Linked DNA regions of Mus musculus: region 1 is linked to region 2. A link is a loop called in an ENCODE intact Hi-C map of the cell type or tissue named here. Cell type or tissue: heart. All regions are shown on one strand. Each heading gives the region's core, and the rest is flanking DNA. Links, peaks and the distances in the headings are about the cores only.

Evidence for each region. Peaks named below come from ENCODE experiments on the same cell type or tissue, not always from the same donor. Only the 100,000 strongest peaks of a DNase experiment are listed, where the experiment ranks them.
Region 1: a loop joins it to region 2, with 5 times the contacts of the local background. A loop is called at or near these places in 4 of 42 quality-filtered maps.

What each region holds. Positions count from the first base shown.
Region 1 is chr6:15,788,258-15,793,257 of GRCm38, reverse strand. The region is part of intron 4 of Mdfic (MyoD family inhibitor domain containing); the gene reads right to left. Among named protein-coding and RNA genes, the nearest start is that of Mdfic, 70 kb to the right of the region's middle. In heart, for the core only: a CTCF peak has its summit at 2,943 (motif pointing right); DNase peaks (open chromatin) are centred at 427 and 2,937; H3K4me3 peaks cover 415 bases; H3K27ac peaks cover 262 bases.
Region 2 is chr6:15,663,347-15,680,481 of GRCm38, reverse strand. No RefSeq gene overlaps it. Among named protein-coding and RNA genes, the nearest start is that of Gm36352, 32 kb to the right of the region's middle. In heart, for the core only: a CTCF peak has its summit at 8,735 (motif pointing left); no DNase peak of the experiment used is centred there.

The DNA.
Region 1 (5,000 bases), core at 1-5,000, 120 kb before region 2:
TTTGAGAACACTGCTTTGAGATCAGTTTTACCATCAGGGTAAAGAGTGCCCAGAGTTACTCACACATCTCTCTGCTGAGGGGTGGTGTACACTGCACTGGGGCAGGGCCTGACAGGGGAGTGCATTTCTGATATTACATCACTGACCCCAGAAACTTCATCCCTGCCTTTGTTGTTTCTTAATAGAGAATGGAAAAGCAGGCCAGAGGTACGTTTGACTTATTCGGAGTCGAAGCTACAATGACTGAATGTGTCTACCCTTTGCAAAAATCCAGCTGGTAGGGCCTGACACAAGTATCTCCCCAGGAGTTCTGCTTTTCAAGTGCATGTAGTGTGCGTGGGTGAGGCATATTTATGAATTCTGCACAGTAGCTCAGCTGCAGGCAAATGCCTGACTCAAGACAGGGGCTGTGCAGCACTCCTGGCCCCCAGCCGTTGACTGACCACCTGTCTGAGAAACAGGCCCAGAGGTCACCGCCTACACAGAGCCTCTGGCACATGGCGGTCCCTAAGGCTCTGGGCCATGGCTAGAAAACAGAGGCAACATTTTCCTAATGGAGGGGAAAGAGAGCTAGGTCAGGAGGTTTTTCAAAAGAAAGTTTGAGAAGAGTTATATTTTCCATGCAGAGCTGACTTTGGGGAAATGAACAATCGTCTTCATTATCATCTTTCTCCTTTACAAATTCAGAAGAGTATTAGAAAAAGAAACACCCTGACCTCCTGCACCCACGAAGGGACACCTCAGTAGCTTCCCTGCCCCATACCCAAGCCCTGGAACCCACATGGTCCAATGGAAAGGTTACTGTACGGCAAAGACAGATAGCCTGACCTGTCGTTCCCCCCACCCCCTCTTTATTCTGTTGCCAGCATTGTACACAGCTAATGCATTCAGTATTCCAAACTGCTAGATTTGATCCAGAACTTGGTCTCAACTACAGCACTAGTCCAAGAACTCTGTTTGAAGGAACTTTTTACAGTCTAGGAAGGCAATGTTTATATCAGAGGAACTATTGTTTCACAGAAGTTTAACACAGAAATCTGAAGAGGCAATGGCATTTCAAGTGTTAGATAGTCTCTATAAATCACTACATTTTCATTTTCTATTTATTGAGTACAGTATATGATGTGCATTTGAGTAAAGGTGAGCTCTCTCTCTCTCTCTCTCTCTCTCTCTCTCTCTCTCTCTCTCTCTCTCTCTCATTTTGGCACAGTGTGCACTGAGGTCAGAGGGCAGCTTACTGGGATCTTTCTCTCCTTTTAGCATGTGGGTTCTGGGAGTTAAACTAAGGTCACCAGGCTCAGAGGCACCCCACCTTTGGGCCTTGAGTCATGTTTCTGCCTCACAGGCACTTGCCTAGAATATTTTACATGTAAAGTTAATTCGATATCTGACTTGAGAGTGGCTAAAATATCAGTGATGATGCAAATTATAGCAAGATATTTAAGATGGCAAATCTGATAGAATGCCACTGTCCCCGGAGACGTGATGAACACTAAACGAATATGGAATTAACAGATGACACTTGCTAAGTACTAGCCGTGTGATGGCTGTGATGATAGTGGTGTGTTGATTGTGGGGGTGGTGGGAGTTGTGGTAGTAGTGCCCGATGGGGTGGGGGAATGATAGCATCAAAATATGGTTCCAGGAGGACTATAACTCTCCTCCTATGTCCAGCCAGGCTCTGTAGTATAGCGATAGCGACTATTCTCCTCAAATTCAGGAAGGCTTGGGAAAAACTGCTCAGATACAAAAGAGGACGAAGCACCAAACGTAACTAATTCTAAGAGACAGACAGTGCAGAAGAATGAAACAGAAACCCAGCCCAAAACAAGTAATCTGTGTCTGGCTATAGCAGAAGCTTTCAAAATAATAGTCTAGTTTTCCATAGTGCAATGATTATCTGTTTTCTTCAGAAGCAAGAAAGCTGGGAGAAAAAAAAAGGTAATATTACATGTTTTTTAAAAAATGTATTTGGTGCTATTTTTAAGTTGATCATTGGTAAAATATGTAATGTAAGGTTGAGTATAGCTTTGAATAATAAATTCTATAATACTTTACTTAGTCACAAAAAGCATTTTGAAGAATTTCTATAAAGCTCAGAAGGTAAAGGTACTTGCCACCAAGGTAGGTGACCTAAGTTTGATTCCCAGGACCCATGTGGTAAGAGAGAACTGACTCTGATAAGTTTTGCACTTCACAAGTGCAACACACACACACACACACACACACACACACACACACACACACTGCCCCGTAAGTAAATAAATATAGCATTTATTAAGAAAGCATTGTTTTGTTTGTAAGCAGTCTGCATACTTTGGTAATAATGCCTCTTATAGTCAGGACAAAACAAATGTGAAAAAGTCCTCTAGTTTTAATGAAAATAAGTATTTGAATAAAAATGATGGAAAACTTCTTTCCAGATGCCGAATTTAACATTTTCCCCAATTTTATTTTCCAAGCTACATTTATTTCACAGCTAAAATTTTGGCTCGCCTCTTGTTACTTATGTCTTTGGTTTAAGAATTGTGCAGGGCATATTTCAAAAGAACTCGGTTTTTTAAACGGCAAAAGGCTCACAATGATGTGCCCACTATACTCTATGAAGTGATGATGATGATGATGACGATGACGACGATGATGATGATAAGTAAACTAATATACTGGCCAGTCAGTGAGAGTAGTCTATTACAGACACTCATGGAGTTGGCCAGGTTGCCTATATCCAAAATCCCCTGGCAGATAGAAGTAAAAACATGGCAAGAGAAGGCATGAGTCAGGCTAAGAATTTCACAGGACAGGGATCACGCACAGTTCTCTGGACACTTGACTTGCCAGGGCTTGGCAGGTATACAAAGGGTGCGTCTGCCATCCAAATTACATAAAAGTCCCAAACAAAGCTGTCACTGCAGCAGGGTCCTCTCCTGCAGAGGCAGGACAGCTTGTCCAGCAGGGGGCACTACGTCCTACAGGCAGGAGATGTCTGGTCTAGGGAAGGCCCAGGATGTGTTCCTTAGCCTTGACAGAAGGGACAGGCCCCAAGCAAAGAGTCACAGCAGTCTAACACACACATACCGGGCAAGATGAAGAGACAGGCAGAGTGAGCAGCTACCCCGGGACAAGACACCAAAGCACAATTCAAAGCTGTGCACAGGAGGTAAATCCTATTATTTATGGAATTAATTTGTGACTAAAGGATGGTTGTTAGTCTTTCCACATCACCCTTTCTCAGCCTGTCTCATCCATTCATGTAATGTGATGTTTTTCAAAGGCATCATCGCAAGCTTCAGATGAGCAAGACAGCATGACACTAAAATTACAAGGTATACGTATCGCCACTTGAATTTAGTCCCCCAACAATTCTGAAGGCAAAACAACCTAAGGACGGGTTGGCGAGTGTCCTAAATGTGACAGCCGTGGTTTCTGGCCTGCTAAACAAGACGTTCTGTAGGCGTGTCGACTACTTTAAATTGTGGGAGAGGAGATAAAAATAAAAACCCTCTCCCTGAGCCGCTTCACAGTTCCCTCCGCACTTCATCCCTGCCACCCCCCAGCTGAGCCTTCTCTCAGTCACAGCTCATTACTTACCACTGCCATTCACACTACAAAAGGCTAGGCTGTAAGTTTCCAGGTGGCAAAGGCTGTTTGTGTTTGTTTGAACAAGCACAACAGGGGAAACCCTACTTGGGGGCACACAGACAAAAGGACTGCAGAGAGGAATCATCCTCCTGTCCTCCCCAAGTGTCACAGTTGGGAAATGTCACATTATTTAGGAGGACTGTGATGCTAGGAAGCTTAGACTGGCTTTTCCAGTCTGGCTCTCTCACTAATGGATTAAGAAATCTTAAGCAAGTCATTTGTCTCTGTGTTGGTAGGCATACAGCAGAGGGTTAATAACTGCTGAGCTCTTTTTAAGCACTAAGACTCCATCACCATGGAACCTGTTATCCAGAAGAATAGATTTTTAAATCTAGCTAGGGGTCTTCTCTTGACCTTTTAGAGCCATTTTTATATTTATTGTAATATTCATTTCTTTTTTAAAAAAAGATTTTATTTTTATTTATGAGAAACACAGACACAAACACAGACAGAGACAGAGAGAGACAGAGAAATAGAGACAGAGACAAAGACAGAGACAGAGAAAGAGACTCTGCCACGGTGTGCAGGTACTCCACAAGTCCATAGTGCCAGGTCTCGCAGAGCTAGGTTTACAGGTGGATGAGTGTCTCCTGCTGTGGCCGATGAGAACTAAGTGCAAGTACTCTGGAAGTGTTTTAAACCTTTGAGCTGTGTCTCCAACAAGTTCCCAATATACATGTTCACTTATGTGCGTTCATACCTGTGTGTGTGTTTGTGTGTGTGCATATGTGCCTGCATATGTCTGTTTGTGTGTCAGTGTGTGTGCATATGTGCCTGTGTGTGTCTGTCTGTCTCTGTCTCTCTCTCTCTCTCTTTCTCGCTCTCTCTCTCTGTGTATACACAAATGAGTGGCTGTGGGTACCCATGATGCACACTGAAGCCAGAAGGAGACATCAAGTGTCTTGTTAAATCACTCTCCCCTTCATCCCCTCAATACAGAATCTCTCTATGAACTTGGAGCTCAGAGGGCAGGCTGGAACTTGTCTGGCTGGTGACAGCACTGCTGAACCCCCTAATGCCCCGTTACATCACCAAACTCAGCTTTGACATGGGTGCTAGTGGACCAAACTCAAGTTGCATGGACAGCAAGCACTGGTCAATGTCCCCAGACTCTTACCAGCTAATGTTTGTCTCCATCCTTACTGAAATAAAGTACAATGGAAAACTAACTAAGGCTGAATAAAAGCAGAATAAAATTTGGATAAGCCTGAGGACTGGATAGCCTTAATGTGCATGAGCCTTAAAGTACCAGAGCCTTCAAGCAGAGGATGGGGGCTTTGTAAAAATGTTGGGCAATTATCAACACAAACACTACATTCTTTGACCACAGGACACACAAGGCAGGTAGTATCAGTCAGAGA
Region 2 (17,135 bases), core at 5,875-10,874:
AATAACACAAGATATATGGTGGAAGAGTATCAGCAAAAGGAGAAACAGAAATTCCCCTACATGATAAGTAGTCTCTCATCTGTACGTATAGAAAAAGGAACCATAATTTATTTTTCAGCATAGAAAACTGATAAACTCAAAAGTTTCAATATTTAAATGAAGGCATAAAATTCCATAAAGTAAAATTCCTATAAATAAATTCTTCAAGTTCCCAAAATGAAGTCACCTAAGTAGGTTCCCAACAATGTGGAACATAGTGTAGTGGTATGCTGAAAAATAAGTTAATCCATAAAATAATGAAGAGACATATATATATATATATATATATATATATATATATATATAGAATGTGTCAGTTGAGGAACTGCCTCCATCTCATTGGCCTGTAGATAAGTCCATATGACACTTTTTTTTGCTTGTTCTGACACTATTTCAGGGATAGTTAATTGCTAAATAAAATTGCAAAGAAAATGTAATGTTTTCACATTTTCATGGATTTTTTCTAAATATTTTATATTGAAAAAATCCTCTTTTGTGACTTTCACAGTCACACAATTTTAACAACTACCAAAACTTAACTGCAAAATTATTTTTGGATATATTTATTTGTAGGGGTATATATGCTATGCCATGGTTTAGATGTAAAATGTTCATCATGGTCTCCTATGTTTGAATATTATGTCCCTACCTTGTGGAACTTTGAGAAGATTGTGAGACCTTTAGTAGATGGAACATTGATGGACAGAGTAGGTATTTTATTTTTATCATTCCCAGATCCCAAGCAAATTTTCTGTATATTTTGACCCATCAAGATGTGAGTAAACCAAGCCACAAGCCTAATCAATATTTTCATATTTCCAGGACATTTTGACTACTCCAGTTGTAAACCTTCCCTTTCCTTGAAGCTCTGATATATCTGAACTATTAAGAGCAAGGGGAATGTCTTCCCTTAAGTCACTTTTATCAAGTGTTTTGTCTCAGAGACAAGAAAGCTAAATAATGCATGGTGCAATAACAAAAAGAATAACATATTTTAACTCCTTTAAAAAATCCCTCCTTTAAAATATGTAAGCCTAGAACTTGGGAGGCAGAGGCAGGTGGATCTCTATGATATTTAAGTTGGCATAGTGTATGTATTGAGTTTCAGGCCAGGAAAACTGTGTAGTTAAGACCCCATCCCAAAAAAAATTTACACAAAACACAAAGGAAAATAGAGATTACATTAGTCTATTTAAGTTTGGAATAAAAGGAAATATAATGTATAAACTTGTGGTAAGACATATATACCTTAATTTAATAATGAGTGCATATGTAGGAGAGACCAGAAGAAGAGGAAGGGGAGGAGGAAGAAGAAGATGATGAAGAAGAAAAAGAATGAAAAAAAAAAAGAAGAAAAAGAAGAAAAAAAAAAGAAAAAAGAGAAGAGGAAAAGGGAGAAAGTGATGAGACATAGACAGATTCTGGGTGGATATGGGCATGCTCGTGCAAGAGCACTTTCAACTTGGACGTTAGAATAATGCTATAGGTGTTTAAAATATGGGCACTCTAAAGAGATGGGCTGAATGCATCTTGGTGCTGAAATGGACATGAGACTTATAGAACCAGACACATAATACTATAGTTTGGACATAAATATCACCCAAACAGTTCATGTAGTAATGTCATGATCCCCTGATTGATGCTACATATCTGGGGAGGATCTGAAATTTTTAGGTGACTTGTGTCTGTAACCCCAGCACTGAAGGAACAGAGAGAGGTAGGTTCCTGAAGTTCATTGGCCACCTACAGAATCAGTGGCTCCTAAGTTCAGTGAGAGATTCTGTATCAAGAATATATGGTTCTCCAGTTTTGTTGAGTATAGCCTTTTGTAGAAGGATCTGATGGTGTTTTGGATTTCTTCAGGATCTGTTGTTATGTCTCCCTTTTCACTTCTGATTTTGTTAATTAGGATACTGTCCCTGTTCCCTTTAGTGAGTCTGGCTAAGGGTTTATCTATCTTGTTGATTTTCTCAAAGAACCAGCTCCTCATTTGGTTGATTCTTTGAATAGTTCTTCATGTTTCCACTTGGTTGATTTCGCCCTGAGAGTTTATTTCTTGCCGTCTACTCCTCTTGGGTGAATTTGCTTCCTTTGGTTCTAGAGCTTTTAGGTGTGTTGTCAAGCTGCTAGTGTCTGCTCTCTCTAGTTTCTTTTTGGAGGCACTCAGAGCTATGAGTTTTCCTCTTAGAAATGCTTTCATTGTGTCCCATAAGTTTGGGTATGTTGTGGCTTTATTTTCATTAAACTCTAAAAAGTCCTTCATTTCTTTATTCCTTCCTTGACCGAGGTATCATTGAGAAGAGTGTTGTTCAGTTTCCACGTGAATGATACTTTGCCCCTTCTTGGAATTGGGAGCAAAGACCTTGAATTGGTCACACTCAGGAATGAATGTTCATGAATGCTCCCACCTTAAAATGTGCTTTCCTAAATGAATATATATAGGTTCTCCAAATAAAATCACCTTAATTTGTTAGTTTAAGCAATGCATTGCTTTTAAGTAATGCCCGTGCTGCTGGTGAAAGTTCGCTCTCCATTAATGTCTTTCCAGGTTAAACAAGTTTTGGTTTCACACTCACCAAGATGAAAACTCAACCTATCTCATTGAATTTCTATCTTTTTGGTTGGCTGGATCATAGTATAAACTAAGGATGTATAAGTCATAGTCCCAAGGCTTGTTGTCAATTTCAAACAGAACCAGCATTCATGTTCTGTGTCTCATAGTTTATCAGGAGAGAAAATATGGTCTCTTCTCTCTAATTCTAAATTAAAGTTTGTTCTATAAGACTGTAATGAAATTTTATGTAACTATCTAGATTCATACAAAAGCAGGAAAGATGCATGAAATATCATCAATCTTGCTTTTTTTTGCGTGTGTGATTTAGTAGTAGTGGGAAGACCCAAGTTCCCATGCACAGTAAGTGAGCACTTCTTCACGGACCTGTGTTCTCATTTAAGCCACATCAATGTTTCAAAAACCAGTATGTTTTTTATCTAATCCAAGAAAGAAGCCTGGAATATATACTTTTGACATGTTTAAAATGCTTTATTTGTGTGTAACCCTTTCAGTGCACTTGGAATGAAATGCCAAGGTAAAAGCATTGGTGACCTTTCTATCTTTTGGCCTTTATCTTTTAGGTTCCATTCAGAGGAAACATCCAGATCACAGGACTCCTTCCCAATGAATATTTATGGGCACCATCCTCAGTCTAGTTGTATGAGATGTGGCCCAAGATGCTATTCATGTTGCCATTTCTTACAACCATTCTCTGTAATCCGAAGAATATGTTGTTTTGGTTTCTAATATGAATCTCATGTGTATCTTGGTATTTTAGAATACTAAAAATATAGACTGGCAAACTTTTTTCCCGACAGTTGTAATCCAATGGAGAGAAGGAACAGCCAGGCCATCTGATTTTAACATATTCTTCAAGTGATTCACGAGAGAGCAGGTTGACCTGGGTTGTCGGGTTGCTTATTCTTTTAACCTATTTTTCCCCAAGCATAGGTCTTAAATAATCTCATCCAGGAATCCAAATGTGATTAACTTTTATATGCTGTCAATTCTTTTTGAGTAGGATGGCGAAAGAGATCAAATTTTAGTAGTCTCAAAACTCCAGCTTATTTTATTTCCCAAAATGATAATGTATGTAAATGACTTGCTTACTATATGGTACATTTATAACTCAAAACACCAGAAGGTGGTAACCATTTTATATACACCAGGTTAAGTAAAACATGATAAGTTAAGCCTTTTGAGAGGAATAAAGTTTAGATAACAATAACATAAGTGAAATGCTTTTAAATAGTCAATTTTGTTCTGTATGCCCATTTTCTTGAGACAGTCTCACTGTGCAGCCTAGGCTAGGCTTAACTCACTGCTGAACCTAGTCTGGTCTTGAACTTGAAATCTACTTACCTTGCTATCCAAAGTGCCAAGGTACAGGGCTGCACTAAGCATGCCTACATGATTTGAATACATGATATAACAGAATTTACTTGAAGTGCCTTATAACTCTGTTCTTTTGTGTCCAGATGTCTCCAATTGTACCACTATGTGGTGTAGTATCAGTGACCTGGAAACATTTTCCATCCAGATGTTTTAATTGCATGCAGAAACAATCATTAGCCATTAACACTGATGACTGAAAAAAAAGGACCAGCTTTTCTGAGTGAAGGTCAATTTTAAATTGTTTTTATCCCTGCTCATTTTTGTCTCATTTCATTTTATTCTGTAGTATTTTATGACAAGAAAATGAAACAAAAGAAAGGGGAAGTTTACACACATTTTATTTTAAGTTACAGTTTATAGGAGCATCAAACACGAGTGTTTTATTTAATTCTTTGGGTTGATACCTTTCTGGTTTCCTGAAATATAATACACATTAATCCCTGTTTGCAGACACCTTGAAATATTTATTGAATAATACAATACAGATTCTAAAACATAATCTTCTTTTATGAATACTGGCACAAGTTCACCCAGCTCTGTGGAAGATTTAAGAAGAATGGCAGGGCAAGATCAGACACTGTTTACATCTCACCTCCAGCAAGATATAACTTTACTCTTGGCTGACCTTTAAGCAAAAGCAATGGTTATGTAACCACGTAAGCTAAAAACTAAACAGGAAAAGACAAGCGAGGGGTCACAGAGCTGGGGGTGACCTACAAACTTACTCTATTTGTTAAACTTAGATTTTTATCATGTTGCTCAAAGAAACACTGAAGTTCCCCAAATGGAAAAATGTGACTGATATTTTATCTTTGCCATCTGAATGTATACATAAATATTTCAGCATTTAAGCAGAGTTATCTGGAGTCTACAATAAAATGCATGGCAGTATCTTGCAATATTAACTGTATTCACTATTGACAAAGTGAAATTTTTGAAAGAACTGCATTCTGTCATTGAATAAATATTAGTTGTAATGAACGCCCATGAATATTGTTCTTGAAATATATCATCTGAAGTTGTTCTGAGAGCAAATAGATTTATCTCTGGAAAAAAGTTAGAAATAAGATTTATAATTTTAACACATAAATAAAACTAGTAATAGCTGCATTGATTTTTTTTCTACTTAAAAACTCTTTCTGAGAAAGAAAAAATAAATTAAATATTAGCATATGGAAATACTTTCAGATATTAAAAGATATTGATTTTTAGTAATACAAAAATGGATTAACAAATTAAAAGATTGCTGTATGTGTGTCCTTTACACTGGGTTTTCCCCCAAAGAATTGAGAAGTCATTTAGCATATTTTCATTTCCATATTTAGTAAAGCTATTAATATGACTATATGCATTTTAAATTTCATTTAAACAATGGAACTATAACATAAATTTCCCTGGAAAAAATATATAAAAAGTTGAGTATGAGGGACACTGACACTGTGCTGAGTGTTCCCAATAAGACACAGATTGTTTCAATCCCATAGAAAACATGAAGAGATCTCATGAACAATTAAAATGCTATACACAAGAAGCAATACAGGCTATTGTACCTGAGTACCCAGAAGCAAGAAAACCCATGGTTTGGCAAAGAGGTCTTTGGACAGGACATCTTTTTGAGCAGAATGTGACAGTGAGCCAAAAGAGCCCACTGGACAAACGAAGATGCTCGCCATGACTTGAACATTGGGTTTGAGAAAGTGAAAGGTGAAGCTGAAGGAGACCAAAGTTGTGCAACAGCCCTGAAACAGTGCTGAGGACTTCAAAACAGAAAGGATAAAGAGTAACAGCCAGAAGGGTTCGGAATGGGTTCACGATTGTCACAAGACTAACAAGATCGCATTGACATTCCGGGATGACCAATGTGGTTGCACTTAGAGAGCAAATGCAAAGGCTAAAAGAGGAGATTCTGGAGAAGGAGTCAGTCTTTCTGTGCTATTATTCTAAGTGAGAAACTACAGCGACACTGAGGAAGTAAGTAGGCAAGAAGAATTGGGAGCAGTTCAGGAGGTAACTGATTGAAGGAGCTCTGTGAAGGAAAACACGGTGGTCCTGGAATTCACTGATATATGAACTTGCAGAGTACCAATTGTAGGAAGATAAAATGGCAAATATAACTTTATATATATTCCCTATATATCATAAAACCTGGATATTTTTAAATTAATGCCCCCTCCCCATGATTCATGTTTACATGATGAAGCCAAAGGGTGCTGTCACTGTCCTGATTTAGACTCTGTGACTTATTCCTTCAAGACAGGGTCTCTCAGTGAACCAGTGACTCTTTCTTTTTCTACACACTACTGGGGTTACATGTACAAGAGTGGCCTTCCCCATCTTTTTTCAGGGATGTCAGGATCTGGATTCAGACCTTCATGATTTCAAAAACTGCCATAATGTTGTGGCTTACTCATTCCTTTTGATTCTAGATAAGCAAGTATATGCACAGAAAATATGAGTAGATATCATGGAGTTTGGTATACAGCTGGAAAATATTTTGTAATTCTTTCTAAACATATGCAACTGAGTGAGCACCACTCTCTGACTGTTACGACTTAGGACTTTGTTTCCTATTGATCCTGTAAACACAAAGACAGGAAGCAGCTGAGAAGGAAAGAGTTTATTTCAGCTTGCATGTTCTAGTAACAATTCTTCATTGAGGGAATTCATGGCAGGAACTTGGAAGGAGGAACTGAAGGAGAGACCAGAAAGTAATGCTACTTACTGGCTTACATCATCAGGTATGTTCAGATTGCTTTCTTATATAACTCACTTGCCTGAACATGGTCCTATCTATAGTAGGATGGATCCTCTCCTACATTAACCATCAATCAAAACAGCTCTCTCCATACATTTACACGTGTCAATCTGATGGATGAAAATTTCTCAACTTAGGTTCCATTTTCTTAGGGGATTCTAGTTTGTATCAAGTTAACAATAAAAATTTAAACAGCATATGAATCTTAAGGAAATGATGTTGTAATCAAAGATATGTGATTGTGGTTATTTGAATGAGAGTGCACGTCGTAATCTGATGTATCTGAATGTGGGTTCCCAGTTGGTAGAATAGTTTGGGAAGCATTAGGAGGTGTGGCCTTGTTGGAAGCGGTGTGGTTTTTGGAGTGTGCTGTGAAGTTTAAACAGTCCACTCAAGGCTCAGTCTCTTTTGCTGCCTCCAACTTTAGGATCAGGAAGGAAGGTCTCAGCTAAGGCTCTAGCACCATGCCTGTCTGCCTGTTGCCATGTTGTCCACCATGATTTCAAGGAATGAAACCCTCCGGAACCATGAGCCCCCAAATTAAATGCTGTCTTTTATAGGTTGCCTTGGTCATGATATCTCTTACCAGCAATAGAAAAGGAAATAAGCCAGTGATGGAGCCAGAAATTTTTTCCTGAGAGGAACTGCAAAAATTAGCAAAGATTCAATTTTTTTAACAGAAAGGAACATTAAAATTAGACTGATGATAAATAGATGCAATAGGGCTAATTCCAGACAAGGCTTTTTAGCACTAAGATTCAGCCAGCTACTTTGTAGTGTTTCTTGTTTATTTTTTGTTATTTTGTTGTTTTTTAAATCAGAATGCATAATAAGATTATGCAGTTTTTTACAATATTGCAAGGTGATTTGTCTTAAGAACCAGCTTTGACTATTTCCTGTGGAGGAAAGATCCATAAATTACAGTTCCAGTTATTTGTCAGTTATATAGTTTAAAAAGTCTTTGGCAGACAGGATTAAAGTATGAGAATTGATCCTGAACTCCAGCTGAGGGGCCTGTGAAATTATAAAGATAATATGTTCAGTACAACATTTCCTGCTGCCCAATTTAAAGGTTCTGGGTAGGAGGTCAGTGAAAAGAGAAGGCAGTTGGATGGCACTATTTGAAATATTTTAAATAAATGTTTTGTAAGAGACTAAAGTATTATGTTAAGGAATGGTTTTCTTCCTAAGCAGAATCATTATATAACCATTTGATTTATGAGTGAGAGCATTCTTAGAGTCTTGGGGCTTTCAGTCCATCTAGTTTTCAGAAGAACATTCTTTTCTGTGGTATAATGACTATTGCCATTCCTATTAATTTCAATGATCAGTAGAAAGAATCTATTAATTTTATTCCTCCAATTTCTTCAAATAATATAGAAGCCAATGGGTGGAGAAACATACTTAAGGATTTCTGCATGAGCTCGTTATCATCTTGGGTTTTATTTGCTACTCATAATCTTGAACAACATATAGATTTCAAGAGCCATAAGTATAGCTGCACTGTATGAATCAAAGCAACAAGATGTCTCTTAGTTTTACAAGTCAGATATCCAGAATTAAAAGATTAATAAAATTGAAAAACCACAGTCAGTTTGATGCTTTGTTCCATAGCGTTTCAGATACTCAGAGCTCATACTGAGTAGCAGAATAAACACAATCTCATACTTATGAAAAGATGAGATAAACAAAAACATGAAGGAAAGGAAGATGGAACCAAAAATAAAGACGACGCAGGATGAATAAGAAAGTGTCATCGGCTAAAGATGGTCTCAAAATGTTCTCTAAACTTGCAACATTGGTAAACTTATAGTTCATTAAAAAGTTGATGATGTCTATGAAAAAATACTGAAATCCAAGTATAGAAATCCATTGTACTTGGGCTGCAGAGTTGGCTCAGCAGTTAAGAGCACTGACTGCTCTTCCAGAGGTCCTGAGTTCAAATTCCAGTAACCACATGGTGGCTCATAACAATCTGTAATGGGGATCCAATGCCCTCTCCTGGTATGTCTGAAGACAGCAAGAATGTACTCACATACATGAAATAAATATATATATATTTAAGAAATCTGTCAAGTTGATTCATAACCTGTGAGGAAGAAGAGGGTGTTTTTAAAAAGGAATGAGTGGGGAATGCATATCATTGGAGGCAGAATAAGAAGTTCTCCACTGTGTCTAAAGATGACCTCATTCTTACAACAATGACTACATAATAAGGGGAATTTTGGAAATAGAAAAAAACTAAATTTGAAACTACTAGTATTATTTATAGCTTACAAAATGAAGAGTGCTAAACCTACTCCTTTGTGCTTAATATTGAAAAATAACAGTATAGGGCATAAATATCTTTTAAAAATTTAATTAAAATATTATGACACCATTTCTCTCTTCCCTCTCTTCATTCCTATGCCTCCCATAAAAGTCTGATCTCCTGCATTTACAGCCTCCTCATCTTTAACCATTGTTGATATATAAAGATTTAAATGAATAGATATAGGTGCCAATCTGGGACTCCTTGATGTCTGAGCTCAAAGTTCCAACCAGAATTTCAGATCAGTACATTGGTTAACTTCCTCAGCAAAGCTTCTTCTCAAAGAATGTGATAATTAGCACAGAGACTCACAACTGTACAATGTATAAAGAGTGATTTTTGGAGCACAGAGTTCTAAGTGGAATGTCTTTATCATGTCTCTCCCCTCAAAGCTTGAGTATCTATGGAGAAAAAGGGGCAGAAAAATTGTAAGAGCCAGAGGCGGTAGATGACTTTAAGAAAACAGAATCTTCTGGGCACAACAGGGCTTTTGTACATAAAAATTCACAGAAACTATGATAGCATGCACAAAATCCACACACGTTCAAGCTCTGAGAACAGAAGCTCTAAGCACAAAGTTCATCCACTGGCCTTGAAGCTATTGCAGGTGAGTGTTTCCAGGAGAGTATGTTAGTTACTGTTTTCTCTCTCTCTCTCTCTCTCTCTCTCTCTCTCTCTCTCTCTCTCTCTCTGTATGTATGTATGTATGTATGTATGTATGTATGTATGCATGCATGTATGTATGTATGTATGAATGTATGTATTTAATGGTGGGCTCATGGTTCTAGAAGGTTAGTTCATCACCATCATGGTGGAGACCATAGTAGCAGGTAGACAGGAATGGTGTTGGAGGAATAGCTAAGAGATGCATACTGATCTACTGATCCTCAAGTTATATGCAAAGAGAATGAGACTAAGCCTGGCATGGAGATTTTAACCCTAAAACCCCAGCTCCAGTGACACATGTCCTGCAACAAGGCACACCTCCAAACTCTCCCGAAACAGTTCCTTCAGCTGGGAACCGAGCATTCAAATAGATGAGCCCATGAGAATCATTTTTTTTATTCAACTGACTTTTCTTTAGTGGAGTAACACTAGATATATCAACCATACTTTAGGTAAGGCATCATGTTCAGGATTAGTTGGACAATCTAAAATACAATCTAAAATATAAAACAGACTCTGTATTTTAGCATTTTTATTTTATTTTATTAAGAACTAGGAAAAAATCTTGATGTTAGGTGAGTAGTGGGCAATATCTGACAGGTGTTAAGGGAGAGAAAGAAATAAGATTAAAATACATCATATGAAATTTTCAGAAAGTGAAAACTTTTTAGAAGAGAAAAGCAAGCATAAATGCAGCATGTTGACTCTGTTCCACGTGGCCTGGGTGTGTATGTTTCCAGGACTGCCCACTTGGTGTTAGATAAGCAATTCCGGGCCTCATCCCTGGGGAATAGTAATTTTTCCTCTCTCAACAGGTGCTGATGGCTTGTAGCTCTTCCCTTGGCATGGGTTTCTGTGACATTCCCTGCATCTGACTAGAGTGTCAACTGCTGGAATTGTTCAAACCTTTTGTTTGGCTGGTTTTGTTTGTTTGTTTGTTTTTTGTTTTTTGTTTTGTTTTGTTTTGTTTTGTTTTGTTTTTTTCCAAGACAGGGTTTCTCTGTATAGCCCTGGCTGTCCTCGAACTCACTTTGTAGACCAGGCTGGCCTCGAACTCAGAAATCTGCCTGCCTCTGCCTCCCAAGTGCTGGGATTGAAGGCGCGTGCCACCACTGCCTGGCTGTTCAAACCTTTTTTTTTTTAGGTATTTTCCTCATTTACATTTCCAATGCTATCCCAAAAGTCCCCCATACCCTCCCCCCCCCACTCCCCTACCCACCCACTCCCACTTTTTGGCCCTGGCATTCCCCTGTACTGGGGCATATAAAGTTTGCATGTCCAATGGGCCTCTCTTTCCAGTGATGGCCGACTAGGCCATCTTTTGATACATATGCAGCTAGAGTCAAGAGCTCCGGGGTACTGGTTAGTTCATAATGTTCCACTTATAGGGTTGCAGATCCCTTTAGCTCCTTGGGTACTTTCTCTAGTTCCTCCTTTTTAAAGAAGTCATGCTGTTAGAATTCCTTGAAGGTGACTTCCTTGTCATAGCTAGAAGTTACTATCTTCTACTATCTTGCAGCAGATTCCCTGGTCTCCTGTCTCTTACAATCTATTTGTCCAATCTATTGTAATTTGGGGACAGGGGTTGTATTTTAACTGTATCAAATGGGGCTGGATACCTCGAGGTCAGTTGTTCTTTGTACTTTAACTAGTTGTAGCTTTCCATAACAGTCTTTTGCTGCAAAAGAAAGCTTCTTTGTGCATAGCTATCTGTGTGTATAGCAATAGTATTTAGCATGCAGTTAGGAATCATACTGGATTAGGAACGATGAGGTAATAGGTTCTTGTTTAAAATGCATGACTTCACTAGCCACATGTAGTTTGCTATGTTTCTGGCACCAACCATGATTTCTCTTATGTTGAGCAATTCAACTTAGACAGCTGTTGGTTACCTCAAGCTAAAAATGCCACCATTGCACCTTTAGAGATATCTTGGCCAGGCTGATTGTTGCTGTAGTTCCTAGGTGTCACAGCTCCATAGGGCTACTGATTTATTCTTCCCTTGGCAGTTTATGTATCACTTTCTGTTGCTAAGAAAATCTTTGAGGATGAGGCCTTCATGTAACTTCCATGTCAGATCCTGAATACTACCTCCAGCCTGTGTGATGATCACATCGGCAGGGCCTTACCTTTAACTCCTGGGAGGTAATCACCGCAATAGCAATAGCTTCTATTATTTGGGAGACATGGACTCCCCTGGCCTCTTTTATATGAAAATATAAAATGATACGATTACATAAGGCTTTTCAACCCTTATTGTTATTCATCCTTATTCTGTATCTTTACTTCTTCTTGCTCTTTGACTAAAGCACCCTCCCTGTTTGCCCACGTTCTCTTTAGAACACCTTTATCCTGCTGTTCTCCACTCTACTTTCCCCCTCAATGTTCGCTTTTCATTTTCTTTGTTTTTGCATTTGCTCCAGGTTATATAGTCACATCTGAAGTTGCTTCATGACTTAACACACAAGCAGATGGTTAAATGTCTCTGAAATCCAACTATGCCTTCATACATTTGCCTGAGTTTTAGGCAACCTTCAAACAATATACTTTTGCTGAAGAAAGTCCTGGATGACCAATTCAGAAAGTTTATTTTTGTGAAGAAAAATTGACTATAAACAGATTTTTTTCTTACATCACCTGAAATACTCTTTGTATATATTATACAGTCTTAGTTAGGGTTTCTATTGTAGTGACATGACCAAACAGCAAGTTGGATAGTGTGATGGTTTGTAAATCCTTGGACCAGGGAGTGGCACCATCTGAAGGTGTGGCCTTGTTGGAATAGGTCTGGCCTTGGTGGAATAGGTGTGACCTGGTTGGAATGGGTGTGTCACTGTGGGTGTGGGTATAAGATCCTCACCCTAGTTGCCTGGAAGTCAGTCTTCCACTAGCAGCCCTTGGATGAAGACATAGAACTCTCAGCTCCTCCTATGCCATGCCTGCCTGGATACTGCCATGCTCCCACCTTTATGATAATGGACTGAACCTCTGAAACTGCAAGCCAGCCCCAATTAAATGTTGTTTTTTATAAGACTTGCCTTGGTCATGGTACCTGTTCACAGCAGTAAAACCCTGACTAATACAGGTAGGAAAAGGTTTTTCATATTACACTTTCACATTGCTGTCCATCACCAAAGGAAGTCAGGACAGAAACTCAAACAGGGCAGGATCCTAGAGGCAGGACCTAATACAGAGGCCACAGACAGATGCTCCTTTCTGATTTGCTTCCTATGGCTTGTTCAACCTACTTTGTTATAGAATTCTGGACCACCAGCCCAGGGGTGGCACAACCCATGATGGGTGGGACCCTCTACCATCAATCACTAATTAAGAAAATGCCATGAAGCCACTATTACTCTGATACCTAAACCACAGAAAGATCCAACAAAGATAGAGAACTTCAGACCAATTTCTCTTATGAATATCGATGCAAAAATCCTCAATAAAATTCTCGCTAACCGAATCCAAGAACACATTAAAGCAATCATCCATCCTGACCAAGTAGGTTTTATTCCAGGAATGCAGGGATGGTTTAATATACGAAAATCCATCAATGTAATCCACTATATAAACAAACTCAAAGACAAAAACCACATGATCATCTCGTTGGATGCAGAAAAAGCATTTGACAAGATCCAACACCCATTCATGATAAAAGTTCTGGAAAGATCAGGAATTCAAGGCCCATACCTAAACATGATAAAAGCAATCTACAGCAAACCAGTAGCCAACATCAAAGTAAATGGAGAGAAGCTGGAAGCAATCCCACTAAAATCAGGGACTAGACAAGGCTGCCCACTTTCTCCCTACCTTTTCAACATAGTACTTGAAGTATTAGCCAGAGCAATTCGACAACAAAAGGAGATCAAGGGGATACAAATTGGAAAGGAGGAAGTCAAAATATCACTTTTTGCAGATGATATGATAGTATATATAAGTGACCCTAAAAATTCCACCAGAGAACTCCTAAACCTGATAAACAGCTTCGGTGAAGTAGCTGGATATAAAATTAACTCAAACAAGTCAATGGCCTTTCTCTACACAAAGAATAAACAGGCTGAGAAAGAAATTAGGGAAACAACACCCTTCTCAATAGTCACAAATAATATAAAATATCTCGGCGTGACTCTAACTAAGGAAGTGAAAGATCTGTATGATAAAAACTTCAAGTCTCTGAAGAAAGAAATTAAAGAAGATCTCAGAAGATGGAAAGATCTCCCATGCTCATGGATTGGCAGGATCAATATTGTAAAAATGGCTATCTTGCCAAAAGCAATCTACAGATTCAATGCAATCCCCATCAAAATTCCAACTCAATTCTTCAACGAATTAGAAGGAGCAATTTGCAAATTTGTCTGGAATAACAAAAAACCTAGGATAGCAAAAACTCTTCTCAAGGATAAAAGAACCTCTGGTGGAATCACCATGCCTGACCTAAAGCTTTACTACAGAGCAATTGTGGTAAAAACTGCATGGTACTGGTATAGAGACAGACAAGTAGACCAATGGAATAGAATTGAAGACCCAGAAATGAACCCACACACCTATGGTCACTTGATCTTCGACAAGGGAGCTAAAACCATCCAGTGGAAGAAAGACAGCATTTTCAACAAATGGTGCTGGCACAACTGGTTGTTATCATGTAGAAGAATGCGAATCGATCCATACTTATCTCCTTGTACTAAGGTCAAATCTAAATGGATCAAAGAACTTCACATAAAACCAGAGACACTGAAACTTATAGAGGAGAAAGTGGGGAAAAGCCTTGAAGATATGGGCACAGGGGAAAAATTCCTGAACAGAACAGCAATGGCTTGTGCTGTAAGATCGAGAATTGACAAATGGGACCTAATGAAACTCCAAAGTTTCTGCAAGGCAAAAGACACCATCAATAAGACAAAGAGACCACCAACAGATTGGGAAAGGATCTTTACCTATCCTAAATCAGATAGGGGACTAATATCCAACATATATAAAGAACTCAAGAAGGTGGACTCCAGAAAATCAAATAACCCCATTAAAAAATGGGGCTCAGAACTGAACAAAGAATTCTCACCTGAGGAATACCGAATGGCAGAGAAGCACCTGAAAAAATGTTCAACATCCTTAATCATCAGGGAAATGCAAATCAAAACAACCCTGAGATTCCACCTCACACCAGTCAGAATGTCTAAGATCAAAAATTCAGGTGACAGCAGATGCTGGCGAGGATGTGGAGAAAGAGGAACACTCCTCCATTGTTGGTGGGATTGCAGGCTTGTACAACCACTCTGGAAATCCGTCTGGCGGTTCCCCAGAAAATTGGACATAGTACTACCGGAGGATCCAGCAATACCTCTCCTGGGCATATATCCAGAAGATGCCCCAACTGGTAAGAAGGACACATGCTCCACTATGTTCATAGCAGCCTTATTTATAATAGCCAGAAGCTGGAAAGAACCCAGATGCCCCTCAACAGAGGAATGGATACAGAAAATGTGGTACATCTACACAATGGAGTACTACTCAGCTATTAAAAAGAATGAATTTATGAAATTCCTAGCCAAATGGATGGACCTGGAGGGCATCATCCTGAGTGAGGTAACACATTCACAAAGGAACTCACACAATATGTACTCACTGATAAGTGGATATTAGCCCAAAACCTAGGATACCCAAGATATAAGATACAATTTCCTAAACACATGAAACTCAAGAAAAATGAAGACTGAAGTGTGGACACTATGCCCCTCCTTAGAAGTGGGAACAAAACACCCTTGGAAGGAGTTACAGAGACAAAGTTTGGAGCTGAGATGAAAGGATGGACCATGTAGAGACTGCCTTATCCAGGGATCCACCTCATAATCAGCATCCAAACGCTGACACCATTGCATACACTAGCAAGATTTTATCGAAAGGACCCAGATGTAGCTGTCTCTTGTGAGACTATGCCGGGGCCTAGCAAACACAGAAGTGGATGCCCACAGTCAGCTAATGGATGGAACACAGGGCTCCCAATGGAGGAGCTAGAGAAAGTACCCAAGGAGCTAAAGGGATCTGCAACCCTATAGGTGGATCAACATTATGAACTAACCAGTACCCCGGAGCTCTTGACTCTAGCTGCATATGTATCAAAAGATGGCCTAGTCGGCCATCACTGGAAAGAGAGGCCCATTGGACACACAAACTTTATATGCCCCAGAACAGGGGAACGCCAGGGCCAAAAAGGGGGAGTGGGCGGGTAGGGGAGTGGGGGTGGGTGGGTATGGGGGACTTTTGGTATAGCATTGGAAATGTAAATGAGCTAAATACCTAATAAAAAATGGAAAGAAAAAAAAAAAGAAAAAAAAAAAAAGAAAATGCCTTATAGCACATTTATGAAGGCATTTTCTTTGTGAAGGTTCCCTCCCTTCAGATACCTCTAGTTTGTATGTCTAATTGACGTAAAACTAGCCAGCACATATCCAAAACAATTTTTAAAATGTTTTGAAGAAGTATTTCAAATATTTGAAATTTTTGTATAGTGGTATCAAATGATAATTTATCTTGATGTGTCTAAAAATACTTATATGAATAGAGCCTAATTGAAATACATGTTAACTGTGTTTGACTATATCTACAATTATTTATTTGAATTTCACGAATAAGAAACCCTGTCTAGTAATTTTAGGCATGTTTTATATAACTTTAAATTAACACTTATGAAGCAAATAATATTTGTCTACATTTAAGCATAAATTGATGTTAGTGAGATGGGATTGTAAATTTGTCAAAAGAGATAGGAGAGAACTAAAAGAAAATTTTGAGTAGGGTAAAATACTAAATGTAGAAACTGTATTACATAAGATGAGGTTCTTTAAAGAAGGTGGCTTGATAATATTAGGCATAGAATTGATTTACAAATATACATCCACATATACATATATAATTTCTGTGTGTGATTTGTGGAAACTATGCTTGGTACTTGGTACAAATTTTTTGGTAATTTGTGGAGTGTCCTGTACACCATAAGGTATTCAAACCAGAGCCCTCAATGGCTACTGTACAATTTAGAGGAGTGTCATCTCATTTGATGACAATTAAGAAAGTGTTTTTAATTATTTAAAATGATAATTAATATTTAAAAAATTCACAACTAATTATTAGATTGGATAACCTTTGATTTGTCCAATTGGGTGTCTGTCCTGGTTATAACAAAGGAGAGCAGAAAAAAAAAATGGTTCACTATTCAGGATTTTTAAAAGTTCAAAGATAACAAATTAGGATTCTGAGAAATGAAAAGCAATGCAAAAATTGGAAAGTATTATTTTAGCTTGGATAGCAAGTTTGTCCATAAGAAGATCATCAGTGGGCCAAATGAATGTCATTAGTTTCCATTTTCAAAAAAATAATAGTGGATGCTGAAAGCAGGCTCATACCTCAACTACTTCTCCTAA